Regions from separate parts of the Homo sapiens genome. Here all the other regions are linked to region 3. The links are chromatin contacts, found by Hi-C or POLR2A ChIA-PET in ENCODE. All regions are on one chromosome and are shown on one strand. The core of a region is the stretch at or near the end of the contact, and the rest is flanking DNA. Distances in the headings are between cores, read along the strand shown. Region 1 holds the start of SCAMP1-AS1 (SCAMP1 antisense RNA 1). Region 2 holds the start of WDR41 (WD repeat domain 41). Region 3 holds the start of ZFYVE16 (zinc finger FYVE-type containing 16).

Region 1 (4,281 bases), core at 1,315-3,814, 2.0 Mb before region 3:
TAGGGGAAGAAACCTTAAGACTGTCTCTCTGACAATGCACATCTTGCTGAGAAATTCTGCCATACGTATTGAGAAAAACAGCTGCAGAAAAATATACATATGATCTAACTTTTTCAAGACAATGCCAAAGCTCAGTATTAGAGTGTATGCATATCTGCATGAATATGTATTGTTTTTATACAATTACATGTTATTTTATGTAAGTGCAGATATACACTATTACAAGAATATTTAAAGAAATGTACTAGGTTGTTAATGTAGGGGAAGAGAAGAGGGAATACACGGAATAAAAATTTTTGTAAGTGAAAAATTCAATATGTATGTCATGACTCCATTTATACATTTATGTAAAATAATGTATAGAGATGTAAAAAATAAAAAATGCAGATCCAGAGCCCCTACCTCAGATCCTTTCAAGCGTAATCTTAGCAATAGGAGGTATGGTAAGGTGGGTGTCTGCATCTTCAACAGGTATTCCAAATGATTCTATAACAGTAAAGTCTGTAAACCTTTGCATTAGGTGCAAATATCATTAGCTGTAAACAGAACATAGTTGGAAATTTCCATCCTGCAATGCGGGCTCAGCTGACCCTCATTGTCTTGGAACATAGTAGATGCATAATAAATAGTGCAGATTATTTTGAGTCATTTGGAGGACAGGTGGAGGGAGTGAGGGCAAAAGTGGTGAGAGAAGCAGATGAGCTGGGCAAGGACATGCTTGCTCAGGAGAAGGGAGGCAAAGCGTATAAGAACATACTGAGCCTCCTTGCCACTTTCGACGTTCAACCAATATTTGTTAGGCACTAAATATACATGCAGGACACTTTTCTGTATGTTGTTTCATTTAATTCTTAAATAATCCTTTACAGACTCAGAGAGGTGAAGAGAGTAGCACAGGTAGTATCAGAATTGGGATTCAAACCTGACACATACACTGAGCACTAAGTTAAAACCGGGCACTGGGCAGCTGCTGAGGATGCGATGGTGAGTACAACAGACTGCTTGCTCTTTTTGATATCTAGAATCGTACAGCTCTGCTGTGCTCATCCTTGTCTGTTGTCATTTACTAGTTGACATCTTCGTTGACTACCTAGAAGCAGCTGCTTCGACATCTATCCCAACCTGAATCCCGTCAAAGGGAGATTACAACAAATGTGCTTTTTGTCTATCATCTCTAGCTAGTGTTTCACAGTGGGGGGAGTATCATTTCCTGGGTGACTTTGCATAGAGCAAGCTCCCCAAAGGCCAAGGAATACTCAATCTAGATTCTTCCAATCCTCCGGTACCCACCAAGTCAAAAGAATTCTGGCTCCCTGTAGCTTCATCTAAGTGCTTTTCTGTTAGAGGAGAAAAGTGAGGAAAGCGATGCTCTTTCAATAAGTTCGGCAGGGTGGGGCAAGGAATGGTACAAATTGATTTTTTTTTTTTCTTGAGACAGAGTCTCGCTCTGTCTCCCAGGCTGGAGTGCAGTGGCCCGGTCTCGGCTCACTGCGACCTCCACCTCCCGGATTCAAGCGATTCTCCTGCCTTAGCCTCCAGAGTAGCTGGGACTACAGGCGTACGCCACCACTCCCGGCTAATTTCTGTATTTTTAGTAGAGACGGGGGTTTCACCATATTGGCCAGGCTGGTTTCGAACTCATGACCTTGTGATTCGCCCGCCTCGGCCTCCCAAAGTGTTGGGATTACAGGCGTAAGCCACCGCGCCCGGCCGGTACAAATTAATTTAACACATCTTTTGATAATCTCATCCTTGGTGTTGGAAAAGACGGGAAAATCCAAAAGTGTCTATTTTGTGCCCAAATGCTCAAGTTAATACTCGAGGGCCTTGATCTCTGGCCTCTTGCCATCCCTCTCCCCATTATTTCTGAAGAAGTAGCCATTTTGCAGATTCCGGAGGATGGGAGCCACGGCCGGCCCCTGGTACTGAATCTCATCTCCTTCTCAAGGCTCCTTGGATCAAGTTGGGACCGGCAGCGCCAAGGCTGCTCTCCGTGATTTAGCAGCAACCTAGAGTCAGAGAGACCGGAAGATGGGAGGCCGGGATTCTCAGGTGGGGTCAGGGGTATGCAAAAATCCTTAGCAGCGGCCGCGCCCCCGCCCCGGGGAGGTAATTTGCGGAGGGCGGTGCAGTAGCCTCTCCAGTGCCCGCGTCCCACGGTCTAACGGCACTGCTCCCGGGGTGCGCGGCCCACGACTCAGGCTGCCTCCCCCAACCTGACAAGTGTGCGTCCTTACCACAAAATGCCACCACTTCCCTAAGTGACGCTGGGCCCCGAGGACCTGATTTGAAATCGGTGTTCAGAAGACCGAGCCCGGCTGGACGCAGCTGGCCTCCGGCTGAGAGCGGAGGGGAAGGGTTCCATACTCTCCGAGGATCCCGCGGGCTCGTGGCGTGTGGAACGCTTTTCATCGCTTTCAGTTCCCGTTTCCTTCGCCCCGACTGCCTACTCGGTCGCAGCTAAAGCCCGGAGCGTGGGATCCGGGCCCGGAGGAACGGGATGGCGAACGCGAGCTGCGCCGCGGCCAGGAGCCCGCCGCACCGGGCATGCTCAGTGGCGCGGCCGGCTGGGTGGCCCGCGAGCTGCACCCGGATCTGCTCGGCGGCGGCGACGTGAGCGCGCAGGGGGGCGGCGGCCTCGCCTCGTCTCTCTCTCTGCGCCTGGGTCGGGTGGGTGACGCCGAGAGCCAGAGAGATGTCGGATTTCGACAGTAACCCGTTTGCCGACCCGGATCTCAACAATCCCTTCAAGGTGAGCTTCGGCCCCAGCATCTCCTGCCGCCGCGACGCGTCGTTGTTTGTGAAAACGGACGAGTTCCTTCGCGCCCACTGCGTCTGCCCCTCGGCTCCCCTTAGCAGCCCAGAGAGGGGCGCGGGGCCGCCGTCCTCCATTTGGGGTCGCGCCCCGGCCCCGTGTCACTCCTTTGGGTTTTGGGGCTTGGGGGTGGAACCTCCTCAGCTCGTGCCCGGTCGCCCTTCCACACGTCCCCGACTGGTGAGGGTCGTGTCTGCAGCCGGGACTGGGCCCGCGCGCCCGGAGGGGTCCTGGCCCGCCTCTCAGGAGAGAAAGCCGAGGGCAGGTAGAGTCGCCCCTTGCCAAGCAAGTGTGGCTGGCAGGGCCGGGAGTCGGCGGAGGGGGGCCCGCCCTGGGGTGGGGTTGTCATGGGGACCCGAGGTGGCGGCGGCGGAGAGCTGCGTGGGGTGATGGCAGAGGTGTGGAGGAGGAGAGAGGTGAGGGCACCGAGTATGCTGCAATTAAAAAAAAAAAGGTTATGTTTTTATTTTTTAAACTTGTGTTGCACCCAAATACCACCAGTGGCGCTGCCATCCCCCCTCTTTCTGTTAGGTTGAGGTTGAGGTTATTGATACCAAAGCAAAACTTAAAAATAAACATATCTGGAAAACAATAGTGCACGTGGACGACCTCTTCCCTACCCAGCTGCTTCTAGCAAGGTAAACGATGGGATATTTTCCAAGCTCCTAGTGCGTCACCGGTTCTCTGGGCTATGTGAGGATACCATTTCCTACTTGAGCTGCTTTTCTTCTTGGAGTCGACCTTATCAACCCCGGCTTCGGAAGGGCTTGGCACAGAATCCTGCAAAGGAAGGCGGCTGAGATATTCATCGTCTGCGTTTAAATGAATGCAACATCTAAATAACTCTCTCTTTGAAAGTATTCTGAATTTCCTAATGAGTGTAACTGTTAGCACGTGTAATTTGTTTCCAACTGTTGGTTGAAGTTGTTTCTCAATCCCCCCGGCCATGTGCAGTAGTAACTTTAATTTGCAGTCACACAGAATAAAACAGGAACTCTAATTTGTGGTCACACAAGTGTCACTTCTGGCTTGTTGAGTTTACATCTTTTTACTCCTGGTTTTATCTTTCATTAAGAATCCTGGAAGAGGAAAACTATTTCTGCTCTGATTATTAAATGCCTGATAATTCCAAGGAGGATTATTTTAATGAAATGACCCTGATTATTATTGACAACTCGACTCACTTTGTAGCAGTGTAGAATTAGACTCAGTCACTGTTTCATTGTCCCTAATGTCACTTAAAATTCAGTACAACTGGCCTGTACCTTTCAGTGACATGGTTGCATTTTAAGACTTTTTTTTTTTTCCTGGCAGTTTTGTTTCAATTAGTATTGGACTTGCTTCCATGTTGTGGAAAATCAGGTAGTTCTTAAATGGTAGACTTTCTAAAGAGACCGTTCATAAATTGTTAAATGGGTGTTATTTTAAAATATTTTGAAGATAAAACATCAAGAACCTTTTAGCCT
Region 2 (4,034 bases), core at 1,294-3,793, 2.9 Mb before region 3:
TTCTCCTACCACAAATTCGAATCATGAATTTTAGTATTTTCAAATCACAATAAATTTACAAAAAGGGTGAATTTTATTTTATGTAAATTGTATCCTATTAAACCTCACTTTAAAAAAAGTAATGGGCCAATCCAACTCAACATTTTAGAATGCATGTTTCTCAGTTAAAATGTGGCAGAAACAAAACTGCAAATCAAAGACATAAAATAGTGAAACAGTGCCTCATCCATTACAAGCACTCAATACATGCTTGCTAAATGAATAAATGAAGGCATGAAATCAACTCTGGATTTCTCAAACTTGATGCTGACATTTTGGGCTAGAGAATTTTTTTTTTTCGCACCACACGCCCAACTAATTTTTGTATTTTTAGTAGAGACAGGTTTTCACCACGTTGGCGAGACTGGTCTTGAATTCCTGACCTCAAGTGATTCGCCCGCCTCGGCCTCCCAAAGTGCTGGGATTACAGGAGTAAGCCACCGCGCCCAGCCCAGATAATTCTTTGTTGTTGAGAACTGTCCTGTGCATTACAGGACATTGAGCAGCATCCCTGGTCTATACACATTAGATGCCAATAGAACTGCCCCTCTGCAAGGCATGACAATCAAAAATGTCTCCAGACATTGCCAAATGTCTCCTGCGGGGCAAAAATCACCCCAGTTGAGAACCACTGCTTAAACGAGAAGCCTGGATACAAAGTTATTGCATAAATTAGGGACAATCATAGGTTCCGATAATGTACAAATTCACAGCAGTTATACAACTCAATTAGATTTATATGAAGAAATATATAAATTTAAAACATGCATAAATGTTTTCCAAAAAAAAAACCACCACCACAAAGCATTGATTTTGTATTTATTCTGTCTTCCTTCTAGAAGAGATTGTGGTGAGAAATTTGAAAACTATATAAACTGCTTCTCCTCCAATGAAAACTTGCCAGGAATGGGAGACCTGGTTAAGCAAATAACATGATTAACCAAAGAACCAGGTTAAAACAGAATTATCCAAAATGTCGTATATACCATATATGGCTATTCAATAATCCACAATCTCAAGGATTTAGGATTAATCTGAAATAAGAAATTTTTAAAAACAGACAATACCGTCAACTGCAAAGACATGCGGAAGTTAAAATTGAGAAGACTGCCTACTCTCAACAATCCAATTTCTTACTTTTAACAATCTAAACAAATACTTCTTATGAGAAATAAAATGCAATTCACAAATTCTGTTCTTGTCAGGCCTCTGAGCCCAAGCTAAGCCATCGCATCCCCGGTGACTTGCACATATACGCCCAGATGGCCTGAAATAACTGAAGAATCACAAAAGAAGTGAAAATGCCCTGCCCCGCCTTAACTGATGACATTCCACCACAAAAGTGAAAATGGCCGGTCCTCGCCTTAAGTGATGACATTACCTTGTAAAAGTCCTTTTCCTGGCTCATCCTGGCTCAAAAAGCTCCCCTGAGCACCTTGCCCCACTCCTGCCCGCCAGAGAACAACTCCCCTTTGACTGTAATTTTCCTTTACCTACCCAAATCCTATAAAACGGCCCCACCCCTATCTCCCTTCGCTGACTCTCTTTTCGGACTCAGCCCGCCTGCACCCAGGTGATTAAAAGCTTTTATTGCTCACACAAAGCCTGTTTGGTGGTCTCTTCACACGGACGCGCATGAAAGTTCTTGTGTGGCATACGAAATAAATTTGGGACCTCAAAATTTCCAAGACTGCAAAAATTATTTTATTCACATTTCAAATGTAAATTTCATTACACACGGTCTATTCAATTATTCGGGCCCATGAAGAAAGTGTGACTATGAAACCAAAAACAGCAGTTAATTAGAAAATCATGTTCTTGACCTTGAAGCAGATTACTTTTTAAAAATAATTATATCCTTTTTCGGTTGTTGGATAAGTAAATTAATTTTATATTCCCTGACCAAGTATCAGTAGACGCCAGGAAGAGACACCAATTCAAATAAACCAAAAGTGGAAAGCTGCGGTCACAACTCGTTCGTTTCTAGCTAAATCGTATACTTTTTAAGTGGAAATGAAGATAGTTTCGGTAGCCAGAAGCCCTAAGTTGTCACAGGTCCCAATAGGACTGCTGACCAGCTGAGCGTCCCTGAGCCAGGATCTCACGATTCAGCTAGCCGTGGGACGGGGCCGGGGGTCTGCAGCTCCAGGGTGCGCCTGGGGTCCCGCCGGGTCTGAGGAGCTCCGGCTCCCGCGCCCTCCGCCCCCACCGTCGTGAGAACAGCGCGTGGCACGAGCTCAGCAGCCAGCCCCGCCTCCGCCCGGGTCCCCGCGGTCGGAACCCAGGAAGGCCGAACCGGAACGAAGCCGCCCCTCCAGCAAGCTCGACGGACGCAGAGCAGACCCACCCGGGGTTTACCTCGGCCAGTCCCTGCGGTTCTCGGCCTCCCCCGATCAGCCATCGCAACATCCGGGCAGCGGCGGCGTCTTGCCCGGTCCAGCCCCAGTCAGCCCAAACTCCGCCCCAGGCTCGGCCTCCTCCTTCCTCCCCGGCTGCAGCGCAACTGAGACGCTAATACTTCCCGCCCCAGATCAGCCCACGGGCCGAAGGAATGCAGACCACAGTTGAGGGAGAATTTTTGTCCCCAAAGCGCTCCCGTACCCAGCCACGGAGGCTTAGTTTGGGCAGTCGCTTGGGGTGCGGCGGCCGACGGCGGGGGCGGCTGCGGCGATTGCGGGGCGCGCGCTGCTCCGAGTGAGCACGCGCGGGAGCGCCGCCGGGTAGCGCACGGAGCTTAGGTAGCTCGAGCGGCCCCTGGTGGACGCGCGCGGAGCAGCAACCCGACCCCGGCGAGCAAGCGCGCACGAAGAATAATGCCCCTCCCTGTGACATGGCTTTAGTATCCTCCACTTCCTAGGGTACCAGGAAATCTCCCCTGCTTTCCCAAGAGCTTGCTGAAGAAGGTGTACCGCAGTAGACTTCTGCATCCAGACAAATCCAGTGGCTCATGTGTACAGCCGAATAAATCCGGCCAACATTTACTGTGTGCTATAGTACAGCTACTGTGCTAAGGCTTTACATAAATCCTCATGGTAAACCTATATCCTCTATTTTACACATCAAGAAACTAAAGCTCTGAATGATTAGGTAATTTGTCTAAAGATAACAGCTAGGAAGTGGCTACATTGGTAGTGTTCTTGACCGTATGCTATATTAACATAGAATCTCCCTAAAGAATAGAAGGCAGTTCATATACCTTTTTTTGACTACTACATTTTCTTAGGTAGTCAAAGGGCTGTGGTTATCTATGCTGACTGCATATCAGAATTACCTGGGTAGCTTTTGAAAATGTAGATTCCTGGCTTCCACCTCAGACTCATTAAAATAATCTTTGTGGTTGGGACGTAGGAATCGGGGTTTTGGGAAGGCTCCTCAGGTGATTCTGATGAGTAGCAAGGTCTGAAAATCACTGGTCTAGGAACTACTTATACATATCATGTTTGCAAAAGTATAAATATATATATTTGCATATGTATTAGGTTCAAATAATCCTCCTAGCAGTAAATTGTTGTAGGGAATCTACAAATGTCCCAACTAATGCATTAATTCAGCAAACATGTATTGGACACAGATGCACTAGAGAAGCAGAAAGGAATCACATAAAATGCTGCTCTGGAGGGACAAGGCATAATGTCCCAGTCACCAATAAGAGAGAGCCATACATCCCACTTTAAGCTAAGTTGGTTGTGAGCAGCTACACAAACTTACAGTCCCTCTGGAACTCGGATCTCCTATAATTCATCTTTGTATTCCTTTTGAGTGCACTCGGCAAGAACACACTCCCAAGGATCAGGAGCATGTTGCCTTCTGTGTGCTAGCCCCAAATTGCAGTCTGCATACAGTTGAAGACAGACCAAAACAGAGACTATCCCCTGGGAAAGAGGGACTTATCTTTAAGTAAAACAAAACTCAGAGACATCAGGAGTTCAGTTCTGGAAGGAATATCTTCACGTGAGACAATGTGGTTGCCCAAATAGCCTACATTTTATTCTTCT
Region 3 (4,129 bases), core at 339-2,838:
ATCTTTCATCACAAATCACATGTGGCTGGAATACTCGAAAAATTATAATTCTTGCAATTTTTTTTTTTTCTTTTTTGAGACGGAGCCTTGCTCTGTCACCCAGGCTGGAGTGTGGTGGCTCGATCTTGGCTCACTGTGACCTCTGCCTCCTGGGTTCATTCAATGGTCCTGATTGTCCTGCCTCAGCCTCCCAAGTAGCTGGGATTACAGGCGCCCGCCACCACACCCAGCTAATTTTTGTATTTTTAGTAGAGACGGAGTTTCACCATGTTGGCCAGATTGGTCTCGAACTCCTGACTTCAGGTGATCCGCCTGCCTCGGCCTCCCAAAGTGCTGGGGTTACAGGCGTGAGCCACTGCGCCCGGCCAATTCTTGCGATTTTTGAAAGATCAGTATGAACTGTGAGCTGTTTAACCTTTGAGGAACTGCTTTTTCCCTGTATCTGTCTGTATCTGATCCCACATGTATGTCTCTTCCCTTGTTTTTATTTTTTATTTTTTTAGAGACACGGTCTGGTTCTGTTGCTCAGGCTGGAATGCAGTGTTGCCATCAGAGCTCACTGCAGCCTTGACCTCCTGGGCTTAAGTGATCCTCCCACTTCAGACTCCCAGCCAGTAGCTGGGACTACAGGCACGCGCCAACACGCCTGGCTAATTTTTTCATTTTCATTTTTAGTAGAGACAGGGTCTTGCTATGTTGCCCAGGCCTGTCTGGAACTCTTGACTTCAAGCGATCCTCCCGCCTCGGCCTCCCAAAGTGCTGGGATGACAGGCGTGAGCCACCGCGCCGGGTCTCATTTAAATTTATAGGAAACTTGTGGTAAAAATAGCAAAACTCAACAAGCAAATATACATCAAGTGAGTGACATTTTATTTCTACATCAGATAAGTCAGCTTTTGCTTTTAGACAGGGAGACAGCTGTTCTACCAGCTGCTTTAAAATAAAAATGCAGAACTAACGCAGCGAAGGGAAGGAAAGTGTGGCTGGGAATGTCCAGTCAGCTGGAGGGGCTTGGAGCTCGGCGTTGGCTGGGAGCATTTTTATTGCTGCCGGGAGGAGGAAGGGGAAGCGGGGGAAGCGGGGGAGGCGGGGGGGCAGCGTGTTGTAAAATCAGTTTGAAGTAAACAAAAAGTTATGTTTTCCGAGGGGCCAGCAGCGCGGAGAGCAGGCCTAGCCCGCTGCCGGGAAGGCGGGTCTGTCCAGTAGAGACCGGAACGCCGCGCAGGCTCAGCAAAGGGCTAAGGCTGGAGCCGGGGAAGCTGCCTCTAGGTTAGCGAAGGGTAAAGGAAGTCAGACACTGACGCGAGTGGCCTCCCGATCCCGCAGTCGAGTGGAGAACCGAGTCCCGACCTAAGGTCGAATCATCAGGCGTCCCCGTCACCCAACAACCCACTCAGGCACTTCCGGTAAGAAATCTAGTGCCCTTGGCTCGGAACCTGCGTCGTAGTGCGCAAGCGCCCCGGGCCTGGAGACGGCCGCGGATGCCGAGGGAGGGGGCGTGTGAGCCGAAGAGGAAAGCGTCCTCTGCGCCTGCGCTCTCTGCGCTGCCCGGTGGGGCGGGGAAAGAAGCCCTGAGCCGGGATCTGGCACTCCCAGGACTCCCGGCCGGGGTAGCTCTTCACTCCTCAGCGCGACGTCGTGTCGAGTTCCCAAAAAGCTCCGCAGGGGCTGTAGGGAGGTAAGAGCCCCCCGTGACCGGTCGTCTCGGCCTCCCCTCAGCCCTGCTGTTCCCACAGGGGGGCGGGGTGACCGCTGGACCCGCCGACCTGGGCGCTGGGTCTGGCCCTCTTCCTCTGGGGACAGAGCCTGGGCCCCGACCGATTCCTTTTCCGAGCCCCCGGAGCTGGCCGGGGAACCCTGGCCCTCCAATCTGATGTCCCCTCCTGGAGCCTGAAGGGCCAGACCGGACTGGACCGGGAGGGCAATCACGGCGGCTGTTTGCCCGGTTCCCCGCTCCCGGGCCGCCGGAGTGTTCGGCGCTCCTGGGGGAGAGACCCCAGCGGACGGAGGGAGAAGCGCCCTGGCGCCGCCGTCCCGCCTGGGGAGGGGCTGCGACTGCGGAGGGGACTGTGGTTCTTCAGGAGTGGCAGAGGCTCGGTCCCCGCAGAGGAGTCTCATCGCCGCCGGTGCTCTCGCACTGTCCATTCCCGCACCCATGCATTTTCTCTTGGTTAGAGACCAGAAGGATGCAGTGGCCGTCTTTCCCGCTGCCTTTCCTTTGGTACTTTTGAGAACTCCAAAAGAGGACCTTATTTTTAACTCTTATTTGTACTATCGTGATTGCAAATATTATGTTCCAGACTAAGGATGTTCTTTCTTATTAGTTTGACTTGTATGAAAACCAGTCCATACATTTGATATTAAGTTAATCTTTTCAATTCAAAAAATAGGCACTTTGTTGATTCAATCAGATTCCTCCATTTATTCACTTGAGCTTGTCGTCTCTTGAGTTGGCGGGAGTTTAATGGTTTAATCCAGTAGAACTATATATAATTTTTCGCCTAATTTCTTCCTTTTTTTCCTCTCCTGGATATTAAACCGCATGCTTAGTGGCAAAAATTGAAAAAATAGAATAAAGAATAAGGAAAAATGATCAATCATAATTCCACCATGTAATAGTAATCAATTACTTATAATATTTTGACTTTTTTCCTTTGAGTCTTTTTTTCCCCTGTGCATTTTCTTGAGATGAGATTTTATATCGTTGGATTGTCTGCTTTCCTTGATTTAAATTACGTTGTAAGCATTTCCCCATGTTTTTAAAAAGCTTCATAAAAATGACTTCTTGATTATACATGAGCAAAGTATCTTTTGAAACAGTTATATTACAGATAAAGCCAAATCCGCATTAATTATCCTCAATCATAATGTTACATGATAGAATAGTGCTACAGTTCATTTAACATTATGATTGGGGATAATTACGCTTAAAAATTATTGAGGACCAATAGAGTTTTTGGTTCCTAATGCTGCAGTATATTTACCATTTTGGAAATTAAAACTCAGAAAATTGAAAATGTTTTATTCATTTAAAAATCACAGACTCATGTATTAAATAATTTTTTAGTGAAAAGTAACCATTTTCTAAAACAAAACTTAGAAGAGGAGCGTGGCATTGTTTCAAATTTTTGCGAATCACTTTAATGTCTGGCATTATAGAAGACAGCTGGATTTTCATGTTTGCTTCTGTTCAGTCTGTTGTGCTATCTGGTTTAGGTTGAAGCATATGAAGAAAACACCAGCCTTGAACAGATACGTAGCAGGAAAAGCGAGGATCTTACAAGCCTGCTGAAAGGCTCCTGGGGACATCCAGGGGTCCTGAGACCACAGTTTGAGAAAGCTGATTTAACCATTTTTGGATTGGTGGGCTGTTAGGTTGTTTAAAATTTTACACTGTTACAACCCTTGCAACAGTGAAAGTTCTTTGTGATGTTTTCTGGTGTATGCGTGCTAGTGTTTTTTCTGTAAGTAGAATTGCTAGGTCATAGAGTTTTGCTTTTTTTTAAGTTTGTTAAACACATTACTTTTGATGCCTGTATAATTTGCTTTTGTGCACTAATGTTGGTGTTTAGATTGTTTCAACTAATGATTTGGTGAAATATCTTTGCATGTTTTTAGTTGTTTTGAATTATTTTCTTTTTGAGGGGGCTGGGGGGAGTCCAGTAAAAACCAGACAACTGCCAGATACATTTTAAGAGAGCTTTAACACATGGATTCTTTTCTAAAATTTCTAAAAAGATAATTGTTAGATCAAATATTAGGAATCTTTCTCAGGCTATTGGTACATATTGTCACATTGTTTTCATGGGAGATAGTACCAGTTTGTTTCCTGTCAGCAGTGTCTGACATGCTTTAAAAAAAAAAATCACACCCTTACCAACATCGAGTACTTTTATTATTTTAAAAAATTGTTTCAATTTAGCAGGCAATAAATGGTATATGTTCTAATTCTCATTACTTTGATAGTGCACTGAATAATTTTCATAATCTTACTAGTTGTCTGTTGATGTTATTTGCTCGTTTATAGTCCAGTATCCAAGTGTTTTTCTAACACATTTTTATCTTCTTAAATATATTGTAAGGAAACGTGCTGTACTTTGTTTGTTTGTTTTTTAAGACAGAGTCTCGC

The links. Hi-C counts contacts between places; a loop is a spot of excess contacts on that map. ChIA-PET counts read pairs that join two places held with the same protein, here RNA polymerase II (POLR2A). Pooled maps may share reads with other maps.
Region 1: a loop to region 3 is called in a map of B cell, with 10 times the contacts of the local background. The contact joins the promoter of SCAMP1-AS1 here to the promoter of ZFYVE16 in region 3. A Hi-C loop is called at or near these places in 4 of 168 maps with a recorded cell type or tissue (B cell, CD8-positive, alpha-beta T cell, naive thymus-derived CD4-positive, alpha-beta T cell and 1 more) and 9 of 50 pooled maps. POLR2A ChIA-PET finds 5 or more read pairs at or near these places in 1 of 52 experiments (OCI-LY7).
Region 2: a loop to region 3 is called in a map of CD8-positive, alpha-beta T cell, with 6 times the contacts of the local background. The contact joins the promoter of WDR41 here to the promoter of ZFYVE16 in region 3. A Hi-C loop is called at or near these places in 1 of 168 maps with a recorded cell type or tissue (CD8-positive, alpha-beta T cell) and 9 of 50 pooled maps.

Annotation. Positions count from the first base shown.
Region 1 is chr5:78,357,977-78,362,257 of GRCh38, forward strand. It overlaps SCAMP1-AS1 (SCAMP1 antisense RNA 1), which reads right to left and starts at 2,565. Exons shown (of 2, transcript NR_105014.1): 1 at 2,238-2,565; 2 at 788-2,009. It overlaps SCAMP1 (secretory carrier membrane protein 1), which reads left to right and starts at 2,641. Exons shown (of 9, transcript NM_004866.6): 1 at 2,641-2,752. The coding sequence starts at 2,696. RefSeq lists enhancers at 1,693-2,289, 2,091-2,180, 2,211-2,370, 2,290-2,886, 3,281-3,400 and silencers at 2,551-2,640, 3,071-3,190.
Region 2 is chr5:77,489,773-77,493,806 of GRCh38, forward strand. WDR41 (WD repeat domain 41) reads right to left here and starts at 2,544. Exons shown (of 13, transcript NM_018268.4): 1 at 2,398-2,544. The coding sequence starts at 2,448. RefSeq lists an enhancer at 2,006-2,929 and silencers at 2,050-2,269, 2,710-2,849.
Region 3 is chr5:80,406,476-80,410,604 of GRCh38, forward strand. It overlaps ZFYVE16 (zinc finger FYVE-type containing 16), which reads left to right and starts at 1,589. Exons shown (of 19, transcript NM_001284236.3): 1 at 1,589-1,678. RefSeq lists an enhancer at 1,551-2,349 and a silencer at 2,070-2,189.